Linked DNA regions of Homo sapiens: region 2 is linked to region 1. The links are chromatin contacts, found by Hi-C in ENCODE. All regions are on one chromosome and are shown on one strand. Each heading gives the region's core, a stretch centred on a gene start or an enhancer-like site at or near the end of the contact. The rest is flanking DNA. Distances are from core to core; before and after follow the strand shown. Region 1 holds the start of MATN1-AS1 (MATN1 antisense RNA 1). Region 2 holds the start of LITATS1 (lncRNA induced by TGF-beta and antagonizes TGF-beta signaling 1).

Region 1 (4,737 bases), core at 1,454-3,953:
CTCCATGTAGGACATATTCCGCACAGCCGCCTTGATGTCCTTCTTGGTGTGGAAGCGACCCAGGGGGAACTCCTGGCGCACAGAGCTTGAGTACTGCACCAGCCCCACCTGGGCCAGCTTGTCTGACACGTCCAGCGTATCCACGATCTGACTGATGAACTTCTTCACCAGCTCAAAGTTCTCTGGCCTCACACTCTTGGATCCGTCAATGAGGAAGACCAGGTCAGTGGCCGAGCTGCCACCACCACCACTGCAGACTGTGGAGGACAGGAAGGCAACGGGCTGAAGCTGAAGGACATAGTCAACCATCCTGCTCCCCGGCTGGACACCCACCACACACCAAGCTCTGTGCTGAGGATCATTACATTGTGCCCTCAGAACTGCCTCTATAAAGCCAAGGTGACTGGTCCCACTGTACAGTATTGGAAACTGAAACTCCAATAGCTGTGAGATCACACAGCTCAGAAGTGGTAGCACCAGGATTTGATTTTGAGACTATGTGAGTCCTTCTACCACACTAAACCCACCGCCCATTGTGTTGAAAACAGGGACAGAAGTCAGGTGAGAACTTCTGCAGATACCAAACTCTAAAAGGCATCTGTCTGCTTTGAAGATTGGTTCAGAGGTATGGTGCAGGGAGGCTTGAATGGGTTTCCTGGGGAGGCCCCATCACCTCCCCTCCACACCCTCTCCAGGGCGAGCCTGTGTCCACCCCACTGACCATTGCAGGTCTTGCCGTCGCTGTTCAGAGTGAAGCCCTCGTGGCAGGCGCAGGTGTAGGAACCGGGGGAGCTGATGCACACCTGCTCACAGTCATGGTCCCCTGTGGCGCACAGGTCTGACACCACTGCGGGGACAATAAGTAGCTCAGATCTCACAGTCATAGTGCCTTGGGCACTACAGACAGGTTGTCCCTCCCTGACTGTGGATACCAGGCCCCATCCAGACTCAGGGAAACTAAGATCTCCAACATACTGGGGCCCAGGCCCCCGACTCTCAGCCCACGTCTGGAATCATTGCACCAGTGCCTAGATCCCTGAAGAAGGTTATAATGCTGATGATAAGAATGAAAAGTCTCACTAAAAAGGTAAAGGCCAAGGGTTAGGGCCTTTAGTCTGTTTAGTTCACTGCTGTATCAAGACACCCAAGTGTCTAGAACAGCATACAATGAACACAGCACCTATCTGTCAAATACCATATAATGAGGGTTACATTTTGCATTATCTCACTGGATCCTCTCAATAACGTGCATGCTCTTCTTAGACCCATTTTACAAATGGGTAAAGTCCCTGCCCTAACCCTGATCCTGTCCTACTGGACACCCTGCCCCTGCGGGTCACATCCCAAAGACCCACACACACACCTCCCCTCCGAGAAGGGCTCTGAACCTTCTCCTGCCAGTGCCCAGGCCTCTCAGACTCTCCCGCATCACAGAAAACTCTGGCACCCAAAACTCACGACACAGAAACATGTGTAGGTTTTCTGGGAGCTCTCCTTCCTGAGCTCTGGGCCCTCCTTGGTCCCTGCCAGGATTCTGCCACATAAAAGGGCTCTGTTGTTTTTTGTGTGTGCGGTTTTTTTTTTTGTTTTGTTTTTTTTTTGAGACGGAGTCGTCTCGCTCTGTCGCCCAGGCTGGAGTGCAGTGGCACGATCTCGGCTCACTGCAAGCTCCGCTTCCCGGGTTCACGCCGTTTTCCTGGCGCAGCCTCCCGAGTAGCTGGGACTACAGGCGCCCGCAACAACGCCCGGCTAATTTTTTGTATTTTTAGTAGAGACCGGTTTCACCATGTTGGCCAGGATGGTCTCGATCTCCTGACTTCGTGATCCGCCCGCCTCGGCCTCTCAAAGTGCTGGGATTACAGGCGTGAGCCACCGCGCCCGGCCATAAAAGGACTCTTAACATCGCCTCTCCCCAACTCCCTTAACCTGGGGCTGGAGACCCTCCTCCGTTATCAGGCTCCGCCCCAGCTACGGCCCCACCCCTGGTGCTGGCACCACCTCAGTCTAATCCAGGTTCCACCCCCAATCCACCTAAGCCGTGTCCCTAGCCCTGGCCCCGCCCTGATGTTGCCGTGTAACTCAGTTCCCGCCGTTTTATAGGCTACCGCCCCAGCCAGGCCCCGCCCTCTGATGTGGCCCCGCCCCCCGACGCTGACTTTTTCTGTCTTCACTTTAGCGCTGGCTCCGCCCCTAGCCTTGGCCCGCCTCAGCGCGGACTCTCAGTCTCTGCGCCTGCCACGGCCTCGTCCCGCTCAGCCCTGGCCCTGCCCCTGGAGCCGACTCTCTCCGCCTCCGCCCCGGTCCCGCCCTGGCACTGACTGTCTCCGTCTTCGCCCCTGCCCTGGCCCCGCCCCCTGCCTGCTCTGGCCCCGCCCCGCCGCTCTCTCCGTCTCCGCCCCTGCCCTGGCCCCACCCTTGCCCCGCCCCGGCGCTGACTCTCTCCGTCTCCGCCTCCGCCCCCGGCTCCTCCCCGGCCCCGCCCCGGCACTGACATTCTATCTCTCTCCCGTCTCCGCCTCTGCCCCCCCCCCGGCCCCGCCCCTGCCCTGCGCCGGCGCTGGCTCCGTCTGCGCCTCAGCCTCGGTCCCGCCTCCAGCCCTGGCCCCGCCCCGCCGCTCTCCCCTTCTCCGCCCCTGCCCTGGCTCCGCCCCCGCCTGCCCGCGCACCGCAGAAGGCCTCCTGGAACTTCCTGGACAGCTTCTCGATGACGCTGTAGCTCTCCACGTAATCGACGTGTTCGTCCTGCGGCTCGCTGGCGATCTGCCGCAGCGTGGCCTTGTCCACGCTGCCCACTCCGATGGCGAACAGCTCGACGCCGCTGGCCCGGGCCCGCGCAGACACGTCCTGCACGCTGTCCTGGGGCCTCCCGTCTGTCACCACGATGACCACCTGCGACACGCGGGGCGGTGTGACACCGGGCTCCCGGAAGCCCACGGGACTGTCCAGGAGAGGAGGCTGAGGCCCGGAGAGGCGGGAGGACTGCCGGGTCGCACAGCCAGGCGGCACCCGGGGGAAGAGGACCCGGCTGGCCGAAGAGGAGACCCGTTTCCTCTGACTGAGAGACGTGGCTGGGGGGCTTTCCATCTGCTTCGCCTCCCTCGGGCAGGCAGCTCTGAGATGCCCGGAGGGATGTGATGCCCCATCGCCAAATTGGGGTCTCTAAGGTCAGGGCCATGCCTTCCCCTCAGACTGAGGCGGCTGAGGGCAGGGTCCTCAGGCTGATGGCTGTGGGAGTCGTGCCACGCCCCTCGTGCCCCCGGGAGGCCCGGCCGGGGCTGGGTGGGGGGATCCGGTGGTTCCACATGGTGCAGTTCTGCGCTTTGGCCACCAGATGGCAGCCGAAGCTAAGGGATGGGGCTGCCGTCTCCCGTCTTGCTGTCCTTGTCCCGGTAAGACCGGGGACCCTGGACCAGGGAACCGACGGAGGGCCACTCCCATGTGGATGCCCAAGGGACCAACCCAAGAAAGATGCCGCCCTTATCCTCCTCCACTCCCCGGTATGATACATGCCCCTGCCAGAGAGGGAAAGAATCTGCCTGCTCCCCTCCCACTAGGCTCCTCTGGTCTGTACCCTGGAAAGAAAGAGGTGGCGGACTCTGTCACTGAGATCCGGCTTCGTGACCCCCTGTCTGCACCCGCCCTGAGGCTAGGGCGCTCCCAGCTCTGCCCAGTCTGGGTTAGGCATCCAGTCCCGCTTTGCTGCTTCTCTGCTTCTGACTTGGGTCTGTTTCTGATTCCTGGGTCCCATCCTTAGCCCCAGGTCCTGACACCCTGTCCTGATGACAGGCAGTTGAGACAGGCCGTGTTTAGAAATGCAGCTCCACAAGCTACAGGTCACCTTCCTGAGCCTCAGTGTCTTCAACTGTAAAAAGGGTTGTGGTGAGGTTGAGTGAGATGACTCCTGGTTAGAAGCCAGAAGGGGCAACTATTATTTTTACCATCATTACCCTGGGCTACCTGGGGAGTGACTTTGTACAATCTCTTCCTCTCCAGGGGCCTGGGCTCCTGGCTCTGAAAATCTAGCTGTGACTATTCGCTGCCATCCCGAGGCCCACTGCCTCCTCGAGTCCCTACTCCCCTCCCTGCAACCCAGCTTTCAGATTGTCCACCTTGCTGGGTCCTCCCACAGGTGAACTCCAGGCTGAACACCTGGAGTCTGGTGCCAGCTCCCCCAGCGCCGCTGTGTCACCTGCTGGAGGAGCTCTCTCCTCACTTGCCCACCCCACGCCACCACCCCCATCTCCTTCACCCTCTCCACCACCTCAACCATCAGCTTCATCTACAGCACCCCGTGCTGAAACTTGTAGTTGGCCCCAAGACCGACAGGCTGCCTGATACGTCATTTCTCTAAGGGGTGGTAATGGCTGGGATTATATGCTGTTGTCTCTGTGAATGCTTTTCCCACTTATTGGCTGAGCAAGTTGCTTAAGCTTCTTATGCCTCAGTTTCACCATCTGTAAAATGGGGATACCACCTCCGAGCAGAATCATGTTCATTTATCCACTGTGTGCTAGAGAGTGGGGTATGGAGGAGGGATAAGAAAGAACCTCCCCTGAGCTGGGGCCCTGAGCAGGGAAGTGGCGACTCGGGCTAACGAAGGCTGCAGTGGGGAAGTGCTGGAGCCTGTGGGGGTGCCACAGGAACAGAGGACACCTGGCTTAGCCTCAGGTTCTGTGCTGAGCCCTGAACATGACAGTGAGGATACAAGTCCTGGGAAACGCTCAGCCCTCTGCCTGG
Region 2 (4,737 bases), core at 1,089-3,588, 6.8 Mb after region 1:
AGATGAATGGAACTGGCTAGGAAGCAGCTGGGTGGGAGAGAGGGAAGGGCACTCCAAGCCAAGGAAGAAGCAGAGCAGAGGCCCGAAAGTGTCTGCAAGGCGCTAGCTGGTGCCTGCCACCCAGTGAGCACTCTATAAATGGGAGGCATTATCTCTATGATTGATTAGTATTGTCATTATCATTATTAACCTGGACACATCACTTAATGTTTTTACTATCTTAAAGGTAGTTGCTATAGCGAATAAATGCTTAACATAACTGAGCTCTTCTCATCTGTAAAAGGGACTGTTGTGAGGTTAGGGGTGCCGCCGGCACCGCACTCAGCTGGAGTGACAGCAAGCATGTGAGGTGCCCAGCATGGGATGTGAGCTGGCATGCAGCAGGGGGCCTTGTGTTTCCTCTCTCCTTGGGTTGCCAAGCCCCTGGAGCTGCTGTGCCTGGGGAGCAGAGAAGGGGACACTTTGGGGTCTTCAAAGATGACCAGGCAACAAAGCAGGAACACCGCTAGGTAAGAGCAAGCAAGCCCAGAGGAACAGCCTCAGGGTCCAGATAGAGACGTACACGCCTGCCTCCCTGGGGTCTTTGGTGGCCTCCCGAACAAGCAGGTGTGGATGGGGAGATGGACTGCCTTGGAGAGAGCTACATGAGTTCCAGCTCCACCAGCCCCCAGAGCCTGAGCAGGTGACTTCACCTTTCTGAATCTCTGAACATCCATTTCCTCCACTGTACAATTTCATTAAGATACATACAAGAATATCCAAAGCACAGTCTTTGTAATAGAAAAAAAATCCTAGAAACAACATCCAACAGCAGGTGACTGAATAAGTAACCAGTGGTATATTCATAAAATGGGACACTATTCAGTAGTAAAATAAATTACAGGTATGCAGGCAATCAAAATGGATTTTTAAAAATATAATGCTGTATGAAAAAGGAAGTCACATAATTATGGAATGACTCCGTTTACACAAAGTAAAAAATAGCAAAACTATACAATATCCCACTTAGGGATGCATACAGAGGTGGTAAAACTACAAGAAAAAGCAAGAGAATGACTAGCACAATTAAAGTTCAGGAAACTAGTTCTTCAGGATGTGGGCAGGAGGCTGTGATGGGGGCACCCAGAGGGCCTCAAGGTACTGGCACTGGTCTATTTTTTAAGTTAGGTGATGGATACATGGCTTTTTTATTATTACTATTATTCTTTAAGCTGTACATGTACAGTTGTGTCTATGGTGTCTTTTACAATAAACAAGTATTTATTATAACACTAGCACTTATAGGATACATGCCTATGATGAGGTAGAGAGAATGTAACAAAGGACTGGCACATAGTAAGCACTGGTGGCATGTGGCTCTGTCCTCCAGCGTGTGGGCTCTGTGTTTTCTCTCTCTCTCTCTCACTCACACACACGCACGCACACACACACACACACATAGGAAGCCAGGCTCCCCTCTGCCCTCAGTCACTCGTGGTTCACAAAAATGGCAAATAATAGGAGCACTAGAATAGGAGCTCTCCATCCTGGTTCGAGTCTTTCCAGCTGGGGCAGTTTAGCCTTTGCAGAATTTCTCAAGGGTAACATCAGCATAATGACCTCTGTCTGTAAGCCCGTGAGTGTAAGCCTGTAAAGTGCTGTGCTCATGCGAGGGATCAGGTCTGACCTGGGAAACTAAAAGCATCTTCATGGAGCAAGGGTGCTCCTCCAGTGGGGGCGCTCAGTGAGTTCTGCGGTATGGGTGACAGTATTCTTGTGTGGACAGTATTCATGTGGTGATTGGGGTAAATGGCCCTCTTTTGCCTGGTTTTCTGCCTCGGTCATTGTGCATCTGCTGACTGAACCTGCCTTTTGGTCCTAGTAAAGTACAGATTTCAGGAAAAGTGTACCTGGCCCCGGGGGTGGCCAACCTCTGTGTGACGGCTTTAAGCACAGTGTGTCTTGAGGGGGCCTGACTCCATCTGAAAAGTGCCTGTCTGGATGTACCTGTCTATAACCATGGACCTGCCTCCAAGGTGCGTGGACCAACCTCCGCGTACCTGATTCACTCGATGCGCACCTGGCCGTACGTAGCTTCATCAGGCAGGGTGTACCTGTCAAGTTCTTAGGTCCGAGTGTTCGCGGCTTTACCTGTCCTGGTACCGCCGTCCGCACCTCGGTCAGTGCGTCCCCGGCAGGTGCGTGTACCTGATTCAGTCCGTGCTTATCTTGCGCATACGGGCCGTTCAGTGTCCCGCTCGGAGCTCGTCGCCGCCGCAGCCTTGAGGCTCCGACCCCCGCTTGGGCCCCGTCCGGCGCGCAGCGGCCGCGGGGGCGGGGCCGCGACGCGAGGAGCGGAGCAGGAAGGGGCGAGGCAGCCCCGCCCCCGGGGCGGTCTCCCGGGACGGCCCCGCCCCTTGCCCGCTTCCGCGTCAGTGCCTCACCACCACCTGCCCGCGCGCCGCCCCATATAAAGGCGCCGCCGTCCTTACCCCCAGGACTCGGCCCCATGGAGACGCCGCCGGCCGCCGCTGGCGCATGGCGGGGTGAGGCGCGGCGGGGAGGGTGCGGGCCTCGGCGGGGAAGCGGCAGGGAGCGCTCCGGCGGGGTCCGAGCCGAGCCGAGGGGAGGGGACGGGAGGGGACGGGAGGGGTGGAGAGGGGAGGGGACGGAAGGGTCGGGGTCCTGTTCCCCGGCCCGCCGGGCCTCAGGACCCCTCCAACTTTGCCCAAGTTGGGAGAGCCGGGGAAGAGCACCAGGTTCCTGATCGGGATCGCGGGCCGAGCAAGCGCGGGTCTCGGGCCGGGACAGCCTCGGCGTCACCAGCTCCCGGCAGCCAACCAAAGTTTTCCAGCAACTTTTCTCCCCACGGGTCACCCCAGAAACTTGCCCTCCCCGGCTCCGGGAGTCCGGCCATGGGCCTTGCGCTGCCTGGGCCTGAGCTCTGAGTGCCGGACGGGTGGGCGAAAGTGGTGGCCTCAGTGGGGAAGCCTTGGGCCCCGCAACGCACTTCCAGCCCCAGGATTCCATCTGAGAGCCCCGTCCCTGCCTTCTGGGTCCCCTGGGTTGGCGTGGGGGTTCGAGGCTTTACAGCTGGGGTAGTTCCAGTCTTAGTTCAGACTAAGTTCCGATCTTCGAGCCACCAGCTAACAGCTGGATGACCTTGAGCACGTTTTTAATGTCTGTGCCTCAGTTTCTCCCTTTATAGAATGGGAATGGGAATGCCTAGCTGGGAGAGCTTTTGAGAGGACAACCTGAACTAATAACACGATGCAGTGTGTAGTGCCACCAATCCCTCATCCTGCTGGATGTGGTTTTGGGAGGGAGGTTAGGAGAGAGCGCTATTCACCGTCCCTAACCCTGTTGGTTGTTCAGTAGGAGCTGTGGCGCGGGGCCTTCCAGGAGTCTGAGCTATGAGTGGCCCCTGTGGAGAGAAGCCTGTCCTGGAAGCCAGCCCCACCATGAGTCTGTGGGAATTTGAGGACAGCCACAGCCGTCAGGGCACCCCAAGGCCGGGTCAAGAGCTGGCCGCTGAGGAGGCCTCGGCCCTGGAACTGCAGATGAAGGTGGACTTCTTCCGGAAGCTGGGCTATTCATCCACGGAGATCCACAGCGTCCTGCAGAAGCTGGGCGTCCAGGCAGACACCAACACGGTGCTGGGTGAGCTGGTGAAACACGGGACAGCCACCGAGCGGGAGCGCCAGACCTCACCGGACCCCTGCCCTCAGCTCCCTCTAGTCCCGCGGGGTGGTGGCACCCCTAAGGCTCCCAACCTGGAGCCTCCACTCCCAGAAGAGGAAAAGGAGGGCAGCGACCTGAGACCAGTGGTCATCGATGGGAGCAACGTGGCCATGAGGTAAGTGTCACTTCTGTGGCCAGGACACATGAGGTTCGCATCTCTCCTGTGGCCAGGACACATGGAAGGATGACTGTCTCTGCAGCTCTGGTGGGCTGGAAGAAGTGACTTCCTTCTTAGGGACTGGTCTAGAGGGAGGGAAAGCCTTTTATGAGGCTAGGGTCGCGCTACTGGTAAGTGACAGAGGCAGGGTTCCAGCCCAGGTCCCTCTGTCCGCAGAGCTTACCTTATGCTGTGGGTCCCTCCCTGAGGCCAGCACTGTGTCTCCACTCCTCTCCTGTAATGTGAGGCAGGGCTGTAAAGGGGACCAGCCCGTGGGCAGCTGCTCACTCACCCCTCGGAACCTGATCTCAGGTGGGTGTTGTGAGGAGGGAGTGTGCGGATCCCGGAGAGGAGCAAGCGTTCAGGAACCATAGTAGTGGTAGTAGGCAGTGGTAGTAGCAGTTGTTGTTGTTATTTCAGGGGCTGGGCTTCTGAGGCCTTCTTGTCTCAGACCTGGGCTCCCACGAAAACAGGTCCAGTGACTGTGTCCAAGAGTGACCTCAAGGCTGGGTCCAGCTTTACATGGGTTGTGGGCAGGTGGCCTGATGCTCTGGCCTCAGGCGAGCTGCAACTTGGATCCCTACTGACTCAGCTGAAGCAGCCTGGGCTGGACCAGTCTCTGGAGGTTCCCCGGGGCCAGAGCCAGGACTCAGCCCCCAGTGACTCCCACCCCCATCCCCCAGCACAGGAATGGGGTGGGGAGGTAGGGGCAGAGAGGGAAGCCAGGGCTGCTGCTGACCTTGGGAAACCCAGACTTCTCCCGTCAATCCAGGCTCCACCCTCTGGCCCCACTTTTTTCCCAGTTCCCTCCAAGGCAGGCTGATGAGTCAGTGCTGGGTGGATGGCTCACAGGGAAAAGT

Evidence for each region. A loop is a pair of places that touch in the nucleus more often than their neighbours do. Pooled maps may share reads with other maps.
Region 2: a loop to region 1 is called in a map of naive thymus-derived CD4-positive, alpha-beta T cell, with 21 times the contacts of the local background. The contact joins the promoter of LITATS1 here to the promoter of MATN1-AS1 in region 1. A Hi-C loop is called at or near these places in 2 of 168 maps with a recorded cell type or tissue (CD4-positive, alpha-beta memory T cell and naive thymus-derived CD4-positive, alpha-beta T cell) and 8 of 50 pooled maps.

Annotation. Positions count from the first base shown.
Region 1 is chr1:30,716,069-30,720,805 of GRCh38, forward strand. It overlaps MATN1-AS1 (MATN1 antisense RNA 1), which reads left to right and starts at 2,704. Exons shown (of 4, transcript NR_034182.1): 1 at 2,704-3,497. It overlaps MATN1 (matrilin 1), which reads right to left. Exons shown (of 8, transcript NM_002379.3): 3 at 2,667-2,889; 4 at 722-847; 5 at 1-257. RefSeq lists silencers at 1,927-2,106, 2,147-2,666, 3,227-3,316 and enhancers at 2,727-2,896, 2,994-3,569.
Region 2 is chr1:37,472,105-37,476,841 of GRCh38, forward strand. It overlaps LITATS1 (lncRNA induced by TGF-beta and antagonizes TGF-beta signaling 1), which reads right to left and starts at 2,339. Exons shown (of 3, transcript NR_038842.1): 1 at 2,040-2,339. ZC3H12A (zinc finger CCCH-type containing 12A) reads left to right here and starts at 2,476. Exons shown (of 6, transcript NM_025079.3): 1 at 2,476-2,525; 2 at 3,355-3,835. The coding sequence starts at 3,393. RefSeq lists silencers at 1,651-1,750, 2,211-2,670 and an enhancer at 3,321-3,420.